Regions from separate parts of the Homo sapiens genome. Here region 2 is linked to region 1. The links are chromatin loops, found by intact Hi-C in ENCODE. Cell type or tissue: gastrocnemius medialis. All regions are shown on one strand. Each heading gives the region's core, and the rest is flanking DNA. Links, peaks and the distances in the headings are about the cores only.

The links. Peaks named below come from ENCODE experiments on the same cell type or tissue, not always from the same donor. Only the 100,000 strongest peaks of a DNase experiment are listed, where the experiment ranks them.
Region 2: it touches region 1 in a loop (3-fold over the local background); 25 of 110 quality-filtered maps call a loop at or near these places.

What each region holds. Positions count from the first base shown.
Region 1 is chr3:46,075,269-46,083,778 of GRCh38, forward strand. It overlaps a transcript of XCR1 not described here. Among named protein-coding and RNA genes, the nearest start is that of XCR1, 52 kb to the left of the region's middle. In gastrocnemius medialis, for the core only: CTCF peaks have their summits at 3,727 (motif pointing left) and 3,933; a DNase peak (open chromatin) is centred at 3,753; H3K4me3 peaks cover 398 bases; H3K27ac peaks cover 451 bases.
Region 2 is chr3:46,002,749-46,011,258 of GRCh38, forward strand. No RefSeq gene overlaps it. Among named protein-coding and RNA genes, the nearest start is that of FYCO1, 11 kb to the left of the region's middle. In gastrocnemius medialis, for the core only: no CTCF peak of the experiment used is centred there; a DNase peak (open chromatin) is centred at 5,533; H3K27ac peaks cover 1,499 bases.

The DNA.
Region 1 (8,510 bases), core at 2,693-5,192:
TTCAACAAATAGTGCTAGAGCAACTAGATGCTCATAGACCAAAAAAAAAAAAAAAAAAAAAACAACAAAAATCAAAACCAAGAAACCTCAATCTAAACCTTTGACCTTATACACAAATTAACTCAAATTGGATCATTGATATAAATGTAATGGATAAACTATAAAACTTTAAGAAGAAAACATAAGAGAAAATCTTTGAGACCTAAATCTTGGTGAAGAGTTCTTGGACATAACACCAAAAATATAATACATAAAAGAAAGAATAGATAAACTATTAAAATGAAAAACATTTGCCCTGCAAAAGGCCCTGTTAAGACCATCTCCAGAATGGGAGAAAATATTTTCCAACCACATATCAGACAAATAGCTCATGTCTAAAATATATATAGAATCCTCAAAATTCAACATTTAAAAAGAAAACAAAACAAACAAACAAAAAACAACCAATTCAGTTAAAAAATAGGAAATGACTTGAAGAGACATTTCATGGAAGAGGATTTTTCAAATGGCAAATGAGCACATGAAAATATATTCAATGTCACTAGCTACAAGGGAAAGGCAAATTAAGACCATGATAAGATATTATCACATATGTATCATAATAGTTAAAACAGTAAAAATAGTGGCAATACCAAATTCTGACAAGGATGTGGAAAAATCTAGATATCTCATACTTTGCTATCTAGTTTGGGGAATGTAACATGGCATAGCCACTCTGAAAAGAGTATAGCAGCCTCTTAAAAACCAAGCACGCACCATATGTGTTAGTCAGGGTTCTCCAGGAAAAAGAGCCAACAGGATAGATAGTGCTGGCCTGGGCCACCAAGATTTTTTAACAGTCACCTTCCAACCCTGCCCCAAGTGATTCCATGAGCAGCTAAGATTAAGAACCACTGCCCAGGGGAGACTTGGATTTTGTATGCAAAACAATTACTCCATGTGGTCCTACAATTTAGGCAAATTTGAAAGATACCCTTGTCTCTACCATCTGACATACCACCCACACTCAGCACTTGGCCAGCTCTGGGAACCCCTTGTATTCTTCTGGCTTTGAGAGAAATTGTTGAATGTAAGGTATGAGTCCTGCTGAAATCTGGGCCGTTCCTACTTCTTGGCTGAATATTTTGTCTGAGCTGGCCCCACATTGGCTCAAGTAAAGTCTTCAAAATTATTAATATATTTTGTGCCTCAGCTTCCTCAGCTGTAAAATGAGAAAGACACTCATCTTGCAGAGTTGAGTGCTTTAGATGTGATGTTGGTCAATGATTGCCATTTTGTAGAAGCTTAACAAATGGTAGCCATTATTTTGAAAAAAAAAAAAAAAATAGGATATCATTGAAATCAGCAGCAGCAAAGTTAAAAGACAGAATTGTGGCTCCTGTTTAGTTCACATATTTCCCTGGGAAGGAGGAAAGTTTCTATGCTGGGGCATAGAAAACAAGGGGCTATACCTCAATGGTCCCAAACTGACCTTATCAGGTTGGCCTTCTTGATAGTTTCACTTTCCAGATGCTAGAGAAATTTGCTGTGGGCCACTGCCCTCTATTGAAGTAATATTGTCACTTCTGAGGAAAGAATACTTGGACTTGCCATAGGAGAAGTCAAGGATTGCACTTGAATTTCATCTCACTGGGGTAAAGCTGACCCCTGTGTGAGCACTGAGAGAGAAAAGAAACTTTTTATGTGAGGAATACAAACCCCTTTAATATATCCAGCCCAGAAAGGCTTTGGAGTAAAAAGCTGTCACATCTCAGTCCCTGCTTGAGCTAAGTAGTTACCTCTTGAAGCCACTTGCTGTGGGCTCTGGACTAACTGATGCCACGTAGCTATAAAATGCCATATACCATAATCATGGATGCCACAACTCATATCCTCTAGCTCAGGGGTCCTCAACCTCTGGGACGCAGACCAGTTAGGAACTAGGCTGCACAGCAGGAGGTAAGCAGTGGGCAGGCAAGTGAGCAAAACTTTATCTGCTGCTACCCATTTCTAGTATTACCACCGGAGGTCCTCCTCCTGTCAGATCAGCAGCAGTATTAGATTCTCATAGAAGTGCAAACCCTATTGTGAACTGTGCATGCGAGGGACCTAGGTTGCATGCTCCTTACGAAAATCTAATTCCTAATGATCTGCCACTGTCTCCCATCACCTCCAGATGGGACCATCTAGTTGCAGGAAAACAAGCTCAGGGCTCTTACTGATTCTACATTATGGTGAGTCATGTATTTCATTATATATTACAATGTAACAATAATAGAAATAAAGTGCACAATAAATGTAATGCACTTGCTTCATCCCCAAACCATCTCCCCTACTCCTCCTAGGTCTGTGGAAAAATTGTCTTCCATGAAACTCGTCCCTGGTGCCAAAATTTTGGGGACCACTGCTGTAGCTCAACAACATAAAGCCAATCACTAATCAATGTTATTTCTGCAAACCAATGAGAATTCCTGTCAAATAGCTTTGTATCAGTCCACTCCTTGCTCACTTTTTGTCTTTAAAAACCTGCCTGAATGGATGCAGCTGGAGACAATTATTCTAAGTGAATTAACACAGGAACAGAATACCAAATACCGCACGTTCTCACTTATAAGTGAGAGCTAAACATTAGGCACACAGGGACATAAAGCTGGGAACAACACACATTGGGGACTATTAGAGTGGGGAGAGAAGGAAAGGGGCAAAGACTGAAAAACCACCTATTGGGTACCATGGTCGCTACCTGGCTGATGGCATCATTTGTACCCCAAACTTCAGCATCATGCAATATAGCCATGTAACAAACATGCACATGTAACCCCCTGAATCTAAAATAAAAGTTGAAATTATTTTTTAAAAAGCCTGCTCGCAACAAAGGCTGGATGCGGCACTCCCCAAAGCAACTTGGAAGTGTGTCCTGAGCAGCTGGCCTCATGTTGGCTCAAGTAAAGTCTTCAAAATTATGAATATATTTTGTGCCTCATCTTCTTCCTTTGGGGTCAGCATTTTTGGTGCCATGAGAAGGATTCAGAATAACCCCCTTGGCTCTACTATCTGACTTACCTCCCAGACTCAGCGCCTGGCCAGCTCTGGGAACCTCTTGTATTCTGACTTTGAGAGAAATTGTTGAATGTAAGGTATGAGTCCTGCTGAGATCTGGGCCTTTCCCATTTTTTGGTTGAAGGTCTAGATTTTGCCTGAGCTATGTTTTCCGATCCTCCCTTACTAGAATGGGAGTTTTCCATCTGTGCCTAATGGGCAGGAGATTTGGGTTCCAGAAAAGAAAAAGGGTAGGGGGAACAGCGTTTTTTCACCTCTGCCTTGGGGAAGGGAGGTCTGGGTCCAGGCATTGGCAATTTGACATTGGTGGTTTTGCTTTACATAGCACGCTTTTAAAATTGCAGCTGCTTCCTATTGTTTGAAATTCAGACTTGGATGTTTCATCTGTGACCAATTCCTATTAGTTCTAAACTGAAAAGTGCATGAGAGTGAGTTCTCTTGCTATGGAGAAAGGGCAGTTGCTCACTTTGACCAATTGGAGTGCTCTAGGTGACTGGAGACTTTGCAGAGTTTGCAGAGTCTCTGCAGACTTTGCAGAGGTGTCAAGGCTGTTGTCTAGGATATAAAGGACGCTCGTAGGGTATTCCTCACCACAAGAACGTTTTTTAGGGACTCGATCATCTGCATGGGCATAAAATACGGGACTGATCGCTCATACCTTTAGCACTCTGGTGCCACCTGGTGGTTAGAGGCATTCTGAGACAACGTAAGAGAGCAACTCATGACTTTTGGGTGACACCTAGAGGAGCAGTGCTCGTAAGCACCACACTTCCACCCAAACACATCCTGGGCCTTGGTCATTTTTAAGAAGTTCCTAAGTTACGGGAAATCAAGCTTGAAAATCTGAGCGCTCTTTTAAGGGACAACCATTGTTAGAAACACCATCTGGTTTTATGTACAACACTTATGAGACATCCTCTTGTAAATATCTAGGAAAACGGACCCATATAGCCCAGGATGATCATCAACAATGGCCAAAATGTGGGTCTTTTGAAATGCCCAAAATGATTCATTTGTGTGCACAATAGAGAAAAAAGCTGGTTTTAGAACATGAAATAGGATAATTACTTCCAATGGCACCTAGAGTTTTTTTAAGATAAATTCTGAGAAAATTGCCTCAATCCAAGAGGTAAACAAAAAGATCCTAAATCTATTTCTGAATTTAAAAAGACTTTGAAGCCCTCCTCCCTTCCACTTCCAGCTGTTTCTCCTCATCCTACCCCTGCACCTTTATATCCTCTCTTATCTCAAGTCCCCTGTCCTGCCCTTCCTTCCCTCCCACTACCACCTTAGGAAATTCCCTAGAACTTGAACCCCCTCCCTGAAACCCCATTTTGGCAGCCCCTTTTCAGGTAAAACCACAGCAAGAGGTGAGACCACTATTATGTATACCCCTTGGACAAAAACTGAACTGAAGAATATTATAAAAGACTTCCCTGACCTGCTCCAAGATCCCATAGGGTTTGCAGAACAATCTGCTTTAATTGTCCAGACTTATAAGCCCAGATATTCTGACCTTTATCAATTAGTTCACATGCTGGTATGAGAAGGCAGGGCCACTGAATGGCAAAAAAGGCAATCTGGAAAAATCCCTCAGAGGATTTGGAAAAACAAACAGAAGCTGACCATGAGAAGATCCACACTTTAGCCAAGTCTCTCTGTGATGCCATTTCCTGGGTCTTTCCTCAAATGTAGAGTGGAAGATAATTCAACAATATACTCAAAGGCCAGATGAATTTGTGCTTAATTATTTTGAACAGTTAAAAAAAAAACCTTTTAACAATATTCTGGAATGGAATGCCTGATGCTAGCCTCCAAGATCACCTATAATCGTGCCACTGTACTCTGGCCTGGGCAACAGAACAAGTCCTTGTCTCAAAAAAAAAAAAAGAAAAAAAAAGCCAACAAGTCTCCAACCTCTTGGAAGCAGTCCCCAACTGAAATCTCATAAAAATATAAAAATTCCTGGTCATGCCAAATTAGATACTCCAGAGAGCAAAGGCAATCATTTCACTGACAATGCCGCTAAGAATGCAGTCCTGAAGGTTACATCAGACAATAGATACCTTGAAATGTCCTTACAGACTTATTACCCATTTAAAACTTTGGCCAAGCATGGTGGCTCACATCTGTAATCCCAGCTACTTGGGAGGCTGAGGCATGAGAATCTTTTGAACTAGGGAGGCGGAGGTTGCAGTGAGCTGAGATTGTGCCACTGCACTCCAGCCTGAGTGACAAAGCGAGACCCTGTCTCAAAAACAAAAACAACAAAAAACCCCAGCCCCCCTGCCAAACAAACAAACAAGAACTTTATTAGAAGCAGCACAAACAGGAGCTCTCAAGAAGGAAATCGACCTCAGGAAAGATAAAGGAACCAAGTTTTCCCCAGAAACAGGCTTATGATGTGGACTTAATGATAGACCAATCTTTCCCTTAGGGCTTCAATTACCCTTTAAATGATGTGTTTATGAGCTGACTCATTGGAATCCAGATGAAACGACAGCTTGGGGAAAGCAATATTATTGGAAACCATCCCCTCTTGTTTATTCTTGCTGATGGTTTGTCCCAAACATAATCCTGGAAAACTCCTTCATAGGTTACAGGGACATTTTCCTTTACCTTTAGGACCCTTTGATATATGGCAATTGGACTTTATCCAGCTGCCCCTGTCTCAGGGTTATAGATATGTTCTGGTGCTAATTTATGTGTTTTCTCATTGGGATGAAACCTGCCCGTGCCAATGAGCCATGGTCCAAGTAGTAAGAAAATTGTTATTAGAAAAGATAATTCCTTCATGGGGAGTTTCATCTGAGCTCCAGAACGGCCAAGAAACACATTTTACTGGTCAAGTAATTCAATCCATTTGCAACATTTGGCCTATATTCCAATTGTGCTTTTAACCCCCAATCCTCTGGACTGGTGAAACACACCAATGGTATAATAAAAACTCAATGGCCAAACTAATTGAAGTTTTTAACCTCTCCTGGCCAAAGGCTGTCTCATTAGTTCTGCTCAGCCTGTGATCCACACCATTTGGAAAACACCAGCTCTCTCTCTTCAAAATAATAACAGGAAGGCCCACGTGACTAGATGAAGGAACTTATGAACTTGCATTTCTTAAAGGTGATATCCTCCATTACTGCCACAGTCTCAGAATACTTCTTATTAAGAACTCAAAATTAATCAAGAGTTCCTTCTGCAGAGAGCTCTGGGGAGATGAAATCATCAAAAATCATGGCCTGTAACTGGAGATTTCTTTTTTCTTTTTAAAGGTCTCTGATGTCTAATATTTGACAGACCAGTGAAGTAGTTTTGGCATTGCAAGCATTTTTGCCCTTTGTGAATTTCCCACTAGAGTGATTTGCAACTATTCCTTTTCTTTTTTTCTTTTTTTTTTTTAAAAATCTTATTCTAGATTTGGGGATACACATGCAGCTTTGTTATAAGGGCATATTGTGTGATGCCGAGGTTGGGGTGTGGTTGAACCCGTCATTCAGGTAGTGAGCATAGTACCCAATAGTTAGTTTTTCAGCACTTGCCTCCCTGCCTTCCTTTCCCTTCTCATAGTTCCCTGTGTCTCTTGTTTCCGTCTTTATGTTCGTGTGTACCCAATGTTTAGCTCCCACTTACAAGTGAGAATATGTGGAGATTTTGATTACTGGAAAGGATGTCGAATAAAAGATTCCTTCTCACCCAGTGGGAAGGGACCATATCAGGTACTATTGGCCAATCCCTGTGCCACTAAACTTAAAGGCATTGATGCATAGATTCATATTTCTCATTTTAAAAAGACAACCCTACCTGAGGGGACGTCTTTCATCATGGGAGATCTTAGTGGAATTGACTTGCAGTCTTCCTGACCAGAATGGAAAGTAGCTGACATTTGTGGTCACCTGTTTTCACCCAAGATACCAGACCAAGCCTGTATAACTTGTTCTTCATGATTCTAATGCCTACCACACCTGAAATATTTGCTCTCCTTTTTCTATTGACTGGAATACTTATGGCGTTAGGCCTCCATACTGTGAGTATCCTCTCTTGGATAAAATTGTTTTGGTAAAATCATCATATATATATTTATATGTGCATATATACATGCATACACACACACACACACACACATATATTCTCTTAGGATATATGTAAACAAATGCCTATAATCAGGCTCCTTTTTTTTTTTTTTTTTTTTTTCCTTTTTTTAGAGATGGGGTTTTGCTCTGTTGCCCATGCTGGAATGTAGTAACATGATCATAACTCACTGCGGCCTCCAACTCCTGGGCTCAAGCAATCCTCCCGACTCAGCTTCCCGAGTAGCTGGGGCAACAGAAGTGCACCACCACACCCAGCTAATTAAAAAAAAAATTGTAGAGAAGGGTCTTGCTATGTTGACCACACTGGTCTCAAACTCCTGGCCTTAAGTAATTCTCCCACCTCGGCCTCTCAAAGTGCTGGGATTACAGGCATTAGCCACTGCACCTGGCCTAGGTTTCTGTTTTTGCCGTCCCTGATAAATTTGACTGTAGCATGGAGGGATAATTCTCTGATCAGAATCCCACACACCATTGCCACTGCTGGAAATCTGAAGAGATGCTGGGTTTGCTACCCTAAACCAAAAACTACTTTTGACCACAATGACCCACTGGTACATTCTGCCCTAAATTTCACCAGTGTTCATGATAGCACTTGTAACACAACTCAGGGCCACATAAAAGCAAACCTGTTAATCAGGTCTGCCTGACTCATCCTAACCTGTTTGTCCTATGTTTCAATGTAACTCATCAGAATTCTTTTGTCAAAAATCACTGCTGCGTTACTCACTAATGACAGTACTAAAATCCATGATGTTGTTAGAAAATCCAAAGAAAACAGCCCCTCCAGCTATCAGGATCCTGTCTTCTTGCTTTAACATTTCTGACCCATTGATCCAGTAATGCCTCAAAACTGATGTTCTTAAATTATAGTGTACTTATCTGTGCTCCACCAGGATTTATTATAGTCTGTGGAGAAAATCACCAGCCATGGTCCTGTAAGTGTCTAAGAGCATGGAATGTTGAAGGGCAATATGTCTTAGGATATTTCGTTACCCTTCTCTCTATATACAGCTCTGAAGAAACTCAGCACTGGACTAGTTCCCTCAAACTTTTCTCTAGGCATGACTGCAGATCTACCTTAGATGGAGATTCTATTTAGAGAAAATGTGCTAATTATCTGGCTGGCCATCAAGAAGATAGCTCCATGCATTTTTTTTTCTTTGAGAATACTTTTGCCTTTGTTGGATGTAACTTCCCATGAACACATGATCTAAAATCCTTCTAAAACCCTAGGAAACATTGCTGATGAAACTGCTGTCTCCATCACAGCTCAACAAAAAGCTACAGATTTACTGACTAAGGTTGTGCTAGACAATCACATTGCTTTAGATTCTATATTAGCTGAGCAAGGAGGTGGATATGTGGTGGCAAATACCTCTT
Region 2 (8,510 bases), core at 3,997-6,496, 71 kb before region 1:
AATGAGGTGCCTATAAGCTGAAGATTTACTCCTCCTCTCTGGTGCCTGTAGGGGGAAACTGTCTTTTCTCATTCATTTTTAATGATGCCAGAATGTCCTATGCCCCTTTTGGGTAGAGATAGTTTATTTAGACTAGAGGCTTAGTTAACCTTTCCTCTAAGGCAACACCTCCTTTTCCAAATGCAATCTTATGCCTCAAGGAAACCACACACAGGATGAACTGCTAACAGACCTTTCCATTAATCCAGAGGTCTGGGCCACAGGAATACATGGAAAGGCCATAATGGCAATGCCTGTAGTAATTCATCTCAAGGATCCTTCTTGCTATCCTTGTAGAAGGCAGCTGGCCAAAGAGGGACTTTGGCTCCTGATTGAAAATTTTCTGTAACGTGAATTATTAATACTCGATAACTTGCCCTGTAACACCTGCATCCTACCTGTTAAGAAGAGCAATGAGGCCAGGCGCAGTGGCTCACACCTATATCCCAGCACTTTGGGAGGCTGAGCCGGGTGGATCACTTGAGGTCAGGAGTTTGAGACCAGCCTGGCCAACATGGAGAAACCCCCTCTCTACTAAAAATACAAAAAAAAAAAAAAAAAATTGCCAGGCATGGTGGCACATGCCTATAATCCCAGCTACTCGGGAGGCTGAGGCAGGAGAATCGCTTGAACCTGGGAGGCAGAGGTTGCAGTGAGCCAAGATTGCGCCATTGCACTCCAGCCTGGGGAATAAGAGCAAAACTCCGTCTCAAAAAATAAAAAAAAGAGCAATGACAAATACAGGCTAGTCCAGGACCTGCGAATCATAAATGAGGCAGTAGTCCCAGTGGTCCCCAACCCATATATATTAATAATTCTAGGAGAAGTACCTCCAGATACTCAGTTGTTTTCAGTCTTAGACCTCAAAGACACTTTCTTTCGTATCTCCCTAGACTCATCCTCCCAATTTTATTTGCATTTGAGTAGGAGAATAAGAAAGCAAGGCATCAACAGCTCACCTGGACAGTGCTTCCACAAGGTTTCACAGATAGTTCCCATTTGTTTGGGCAAGCCTTGGCTAGAGATTTGCAGGACCTGACTCTTGAGGTGGGGCAGATGGCTCCTACAGCATATGGATGACCTGTTAATCTGCTCCCCCACAAGACAGCTGGGAATCCAACATCTAGTCCAGACACTAAATTTACTGGCAGACAGAGGGCACAAGGTGTCCAAGGCCAAGACACAGCTACTAAGACAAGAGGTCCAATACTTGGAGATAATCATGACCCCTGGAGAACATAAGTTCTCCCCAGAATGGATACAGGCCATCTTTAAAATACTTCTCCCAGCCACCCAAAAGCAGCATCAGGCCTTTCTAGGGATCACAGGATATTGCAGAGTTTGGATACTGGGACATGGTGGGATTGTTCAGTACTTATATCAGGCTCTAAAAGAAAGGACTGATAGGCACCCACTTCTTTGGGTAAATGATCAGGAGCAAGACTTTATACAGCTAAAAACTGCCCTCTTACAAGCCCCAGACCTTGGGCTACTCACACTAACCAATCCATTTCAGCTTTTTGTCACTGAAAGGCAAGGTGTAGCCCTAGGAGTTCTAAGTCAAACCATCGAGCCAATCAAACATCCGGTAGGCTGTAGGAGCCATCTGCCCCACCTCAAGAGTCAGGTCCTGCAAATCTCTAGCCAAGGCTTGCCCAAACAAATGGGAACTATCTGTGAAACCTTGTGGAAGCACTGTCCAGGTGAGCTGTTGATGCCTTGCTTTCTTATTCTCCTACTCAAATGCAAATAAAATTGGGAGGATGAGTCTAGGGAGATACGAAAGAAAGTGTCTTTGAGGTCTAAGACTGAAAACAACTGAGTATCTGGAGGTACTTCTCCTAGAATTATTTTTAAAGAACCTAGACCCAGTAGTGCAAGTGTGGTCACACTTGTTGCAGTGGCCATCCTACTTGAGGAGGCCCTTAAAATCACCATGGGACTGTCAGTCCGACTCCTGACATTCCAGCAAGTAGGCCCCTTATTGAACATAAAAGTGCCATAATGGCACACTGATAACAGACTGCTAAAGTACCAAGTCTTGTTGTTAGAAAACCAACAGGTAACAGTTGAGTGGTATTCCACCCTTCACCCAGCCTCCTTACTGCCACTACGAGGAGACTATAACTCAACACATTCATGTTGTGAGATACTTAACCAAATTTATGCCAGCTGGGAAGACTCAAAGAATCAGCCCCTAGATAATCCGGACGAAATATGGTTTTCAGATTAAAGTAGTTTTGTCTGGAATGGAACTAGATATGCAGGGTACACTATAGTGTCCCTTCATCTAGTTCTGGAGGCTAAAGCTCTGTCCCCGGGGACCTCAGTGCAAGTAGCCAAACTCATTGCACTAACCAGAGCCCTAAAACTAGGGAAAGAAAAAGAATAACCATGTATACAGATTTTAAATACGCCTTTCTGGTGTCTCATGTCCATGTGGCTATCTGAAAGGAAAGGGGGGTACCTAACAGCTTGGGATACTCCTATTAAGTATGGGCCTCAAATCTTAGAGCTCCTAGAGGCTGTTCATTTGCCCTGGGAAGTGGCAGTAGTGCACTGTAGAGGACACCAGAAGGGTTCTGATGAAACTGCATGAGGAAAACGGTTAGCTGACCAAAAAGCTAAAGAGGCAGCCGTCTCAAAAAATACCTTCATGGAGGCCTCGCTCCCCTCTCCCACCAGTGAACTGCCCCCTTTCCAGTACACTAAGGAAGAAATAGATTGGGCCACCCAACGTGGGTATAAGGAAGAAATCAGTGGTTGGTACAGGTTGGGAGGGCTTCTCTATCTACCTAAAGCCTCCCAAAGAAAGTCATCAAGAGTTTCCACAACTCCTGCCGCCTTGGAAAGGACAGACTAGGGCAAATTTGTAAATGGGCGTTTAGCAGGAAGGCACTAAATAAAACTATTCAACAGATTTGTCAAGCCTGCACCTTGTGCACCATAAATAATCCTCTGAGAGAGAAGCCCCCTCCATTAATAAGTGCAATCCAAAGGAGAGGCACATACCCTGGGGAGGACTGGCAGATGGACTTCACTCAGCTTCCCAAATGCTACAGGAGCTGAGTGAAACTCAACTCCAACCCATGGAGCCACCTGCCCTGACAGCTAACAAGAGGCCAAGAACCACAGAACAACCACCACTGCCCCTCTGTCAGCAGGAAGCAGTTACAGAAGACTGTTCTTCGTCCATTTTCCCAAAGAATTGGGTCTTGGACTCTTTAGGGGGGAAATGTTAGAGTAGGTAGTTAGGCAGACATGAGCAGGGCACAAGGGGGCCCTCCTCCCCACCAGGAATGTCAGGCAACTCTCCGATGATGGTCAGGCAACTCTCCGATGATGGTCAGGCAGTTGTCAAACTGTCTCTCTAAAATAGTAATTAGTTGCAGCTGGCAACTAGACAGTCTCCCAATAGACAGAAAACACTTGAAGCTGGTGATCAGTGGCTTCCCAGTAAGATCTCAGGAATTGGGGAAAATGGGCTGAAGCATGCACACTAAGCAGCAAAATGGTGGAGTTTAACTGGTAGATGACCTTCACCTAAGAACACTCAGTTGGTAAGGGAAAAACGCCTCAAGTGAGCATATGTACAACTTCCTAAACACACTGCGCATGCAGCCCCTCCCAAGTGCTGGCAGGCCAGTGTACTGAGGACAAGCTGTCCTGAAGGAAAAAATCAAAGAAGAGAGATGCAAAACCCCAGAAGCATGCCAACGTATAAAACCCCAAGTCAAGGGCCAGATGGGGCACTTGGATCTCTCAGGTCACCCACTTGGCCCTCTTCCAAGTGTATTTTACTTCCTTTCACTCCTGCTCTAAAACTTGCCTCTGTTTCTCCCTCTGCCTTATGCCCCTCAGTTGAATTCTTTCCTTTGAGGAGGTCAGAATCGAGTTGCTGCAGACCCATGCAGATTCGGCATTACTAACAAGTCAACATTAGCATACAAAAAACATAGCACTTGGAAGATTCCAAGAATTTTAGGAGTTGTATGCCAGGAAATGGGGATGAAGACCAAATATCTATTGCATAATATCACAGTCACTCTCTCCATGAGTCAAGTAGTTCCCTGAGATAGTAAAGAGTGTTTCATCAACAATATTAGACCCTGTGGTCAAATAAGTTTTGAAAACAGGATTGGATGAAGACAAAAAACAAAGTCCATACCACAGGACTCTGGGGAACCTCCAAATGTTTAAAAATGAGCCCCTGGTTGCAGTTGCTTCCAGGAGTCCAGGAAGCAATTGCAGCTGGAGATTTGCCATTTCATACTTGTGAGCAGTTTATCTTGTAAGGGATGGGGACTTCAATTCACCTTTGGGCAAAATGTTTCTTTATTTTGGGAAAAAACACTGAAATGGGCCTCTTTGTGCCCATTCTCTGTTTTATACTTAAAAACAAAAACAGAGTTTGGTAATAGAAACTGTTTGGTAATAGAAAAGTTGTATTTGGTTAAATCACAGCTATTTATTCATCAATAAATATTTATGGAGCACTCCAGGTATTATTCTGGATCAGGGGTTGACAAAATTTATATGTAAAGAGCCAGAAGTAAATATTTTAAACTTTGTGGCTCATATGGTCTCAGTTGCAACTGCTTAAGTCTGTCATTATGGTGCAAAAGCAGCCATAGACAATACATAGGTGAATGGACATGGCTGTGTTTCAACATAACTTTATTTAAAAAAAACAGCAGCAGGTCAGATATGGCCATTTGCTGACTCCTGGCTTAGATGCCTGGGCTTCAGCAGTGGACTGAATGGACAAAAATCTCTGTTCTCATGGAACTTATATTCTAGAGGAGGGAGACAATAAGCATGATAAAGAGAATTTAAATGTTAAGTTAGAAGGTGACAGATACTATGGGGGAAAAAGAAACCATGGAAAAGGAATTGCAAGGCTGGGATCGGGGGTTGGGTGGGAAGAAAAAGTCTCTCTTAGAATGTGACATTTTGGCTGGGCATGGTGGCTCACACCTGTAATCCTAGCACTTTGGTAGGCCTAGGTGGGAGGATCATTTGAGTTCAGGAGTTCAAGACCAGCCTAGGAAACATAGCAAGACCCTGTCTCTATTTTTTTTTAATGTTCAAAAACTAAAAAAACAAAAAAGAGAAGGTGACATTTTAGCAAACTTGAAGGAGATGAGTATGGCAATTTTAAAACATGTTCATAAGCATGTCTTTGACATTACTCTCACCCAGAGGTAGTGGTGGTGGGTGGGAGGATTCTATGTCTTCTCCCCTTGAATCTTGGCTGACCTTTGTGAATTGCTTGTAACCTAAAGAACGCAGCAAGTGATGCTATGGAACTTCTGAGGCTAGGTGGGAATAGACAGTGCAGTCTCCATCTGGTTGCCTTGGGATTGTTCTCTGTGGGAGCCAGATGCTATGTAAGAAATCTGATTCACTGAGAACTCCCTGCTGGAGAGTCCACATCTATAGCCCAGTGGAGCTTCTAGCTGACACCAGTGTCACCTGCCAGCCGTGTGATTGCACCATCTTGGACGTCCTACCCAGTCAAGCCATGAAATGATGGCAGCTTCAGCCGACATCTGACTGCAACCGTGTAAGTGATCCTAGGTGGGAACTGCCCTGCTGAGCCCTTCCTGTATTCCTGACCCACAAAATCCGTGAGCAATAAACAAATAAAATGATAGCTTTAAGCTGCTAAGTTTCAGGATAATTTGTTAGGCAGAAATGGTATCTGAAATAGAAATCTGCTAAAAGTGGACTGGGAAAAGTGAACTGTGTCAGATTGTATTTTCCAAAGACGGTCACAACACGATTTCCCATCCCTTGTGTTTTTCCACAATGTGACCTTGCCACTCTCCCATCAAGAGGCGGAGTCTAATTCCCCTCAACTTGATCCTGAGTCGCTGGCGACTGCTTCCACCAATACAGAATGCAGAAGCAACACTGTGTTTTCCAAGGCTGAGTCACGAAAAATGATGTAGTTGGAGTTTTGAACTTTCACGTAAGAAGTCTGACTACCCGCCGGGCGTGGTGGCTCACACATGTAATCCCGGCACTTTGGGAGGCTGAGGGGGGCGGATCACAAGGTCAAGAGATCGAGACCATCCTGGCTAACACGGTGAAACCCTGTCTCTACTAAAAATACAAAAAAAAAAAAAAAATTAGCCGGGTGTGATGGCAAGCGCCTGTAGTCCCAGCTACGCAGGAGTCTGAGGGAGGAGAATGGCGAATGGCGTGAACCCGGGAGGCGGAGCTTGCAGTGAGCTGAGATCATGCCACTGCACTCCAGCCTGGGTGACAGAGTGAGACTCCGTCTAAAAAAAAAAAGAAATCTGACTACCCTGAGACAGTCATGCCATGAGGAAGGCCACATGGTGAGATGGATATGGAGTGAGCCTTGGGGATAACTGGAGAAATAATTTTAGGCAAAAAGAACAACCAGCACAAAGGCTCTGAGTCAAGACCTGGGCCTCGTGTGTTTGAGGAGCCACAAGGAGGCCAGTGTGGCCGGAGGAGAATAGACTGTAGGGGCAAGGGAAGAAGCAGGGAGCCACTTATGAGAGTGCAGGTGAGTCAGTGCGGTTGGTCACAGAAGAGATAGGGGTGAGAAGTGGTTGGATTAAAAGGTAGAGCTGAGAAGATTCAGTCATGAACTGGTCATAAACACTGAGAGAAAGAAAGGAACCAAAGATGATTCCTAGCTTTTTGGCCAATGGAAGAATTGAATTAGCAAAAGCAGAAATGGTGAAGACTGTAGAAGCAGATGTAGGGTTGTATGTAGGGGGCAGGTCAAGAGCTGGGTTTTAGACATAGATTTCAGATGCTGATTAGACATCCAAGTGGAGGTGTCCGGCAGGCAGAAGCTATCACCAGAAAAGGGGTCTTGTCCCAGACCCCAAGAGTGGGCTCTTGGATCTTGCACAGGAAAGAATTCAGGGCGAGTCACAGAATATATTGAAGTTAAGTTTATTAGAGGCTACTCAATTACAAAGTAGGGCGTCCTCAGAAAGCAAGAGGAGGAATGCACTACCTTAAACGTAGTGCTGGCTTATCTAAGTTATTAAGAATAGTGTACTCTATCACAAAGGCCTGTGATCAGCTTGTAACAGTCTATTAGTATTGTTACTTTCCTGTTACTATTATCTTTAAAGCAAAACCTGTTCTTAAACTAAAAATCCTTTTTCTTCTTAAAGTACTGGGACGTTTCCATAAGTTCTGGGTCTTTATTTAGTTAGTTAACACTATTAACTCATTCCCTCAACCATAAACATCTTGTGACCAAGAGTGCCCAGCTCCCTGGGAATGTAACTCAGCAGGTTTGGCTTTATCCCAGCTTTATTAAAGATGGAATCACTCTGGTTAGGACACCTCTGACCAAGATGCATGAGCCCACATGCAGGGGAGAGGTTTGAGCTGTGGCAGATATAAATGTGGGTGTCATCAACATACGATTGGTTTAAAGCAATGACTTTCAGTTTGATCTCAGATCCCTTTAAAAAATTGTTTTTATTGGCTGGGTGCGGTGGCTCACACCTATAATCCCAGCACTTTGGGAGGCCAAGGCGGGCAGATCATGAGGTCAGGAGATTGAGACCATCCTGGCTAACATGGTGAAACCCCGTCTATACTAAAAATGCAAAACAAATTAGCTGGGAATGGTGGCGGGCGCCTGTAGTCCCAGCTACTCGGGAGGCTGAGGCAGGAGAATGGCGTGAACCCGGGAGGCGGACTTGCAGTGAGCCGAGATCGCACCACTGCACTCCAGCCTGGGTGACAGAGTGAGATTCCGTCTCAAAAAAAAAAAAAAATTGTTTTTATTATAGTAAAAACATGTAACATTGAATTTATTATCTAACAAAATAAATTTATTATCGTAATCATTTTAAGTGTACAGTTCAGTAATGTTGAGTATATTCACATTATTGTGCAACAGATCTCTAGAACTTTTTCATCTCACAACACTGAAACTCAATACTCATTAGACACTAGCTCCTCCACCCCCAAGTCCTTGGTAACCACCTTACTACTTTCTGTTTCTATGCTTTTGACTACTTTATCATGAAGGAAATGAAAATAATTTGAAATCATCTTTGCAAAAATTATTACAGTGAGAAAATTAGACAGTGAAAGAGATCTAACCTAACTGACTCCATCTTGCTTCTAATCTTCAAGCTGCCCTTGTTCATTCCTGGGCATGGGTCAAGCTAACTTTGGAAAGAATTTAGTTTACAGTTTAACTTTGAAACAAAGATATTAAGAGCTCCTCCCCAGAACAAACCCCCTCCTTGCCTGGGGATCAGACTGCCTTTGTAAAACTCACAAATTAGCCACAAGATTAGAAATTATAACTCACTTTGGGAGGCCAAGGTGGGTGGATCACTTGAGGTCAGGAGTTTGAGATCAGCCTGGCCAACATGGTGAAACCCCATCTCTATTAAAAATACAAAAATTAGCTGGATGTGGTGGCGGGCGCCTGTAATCCTAGCTACTTGGGAGGC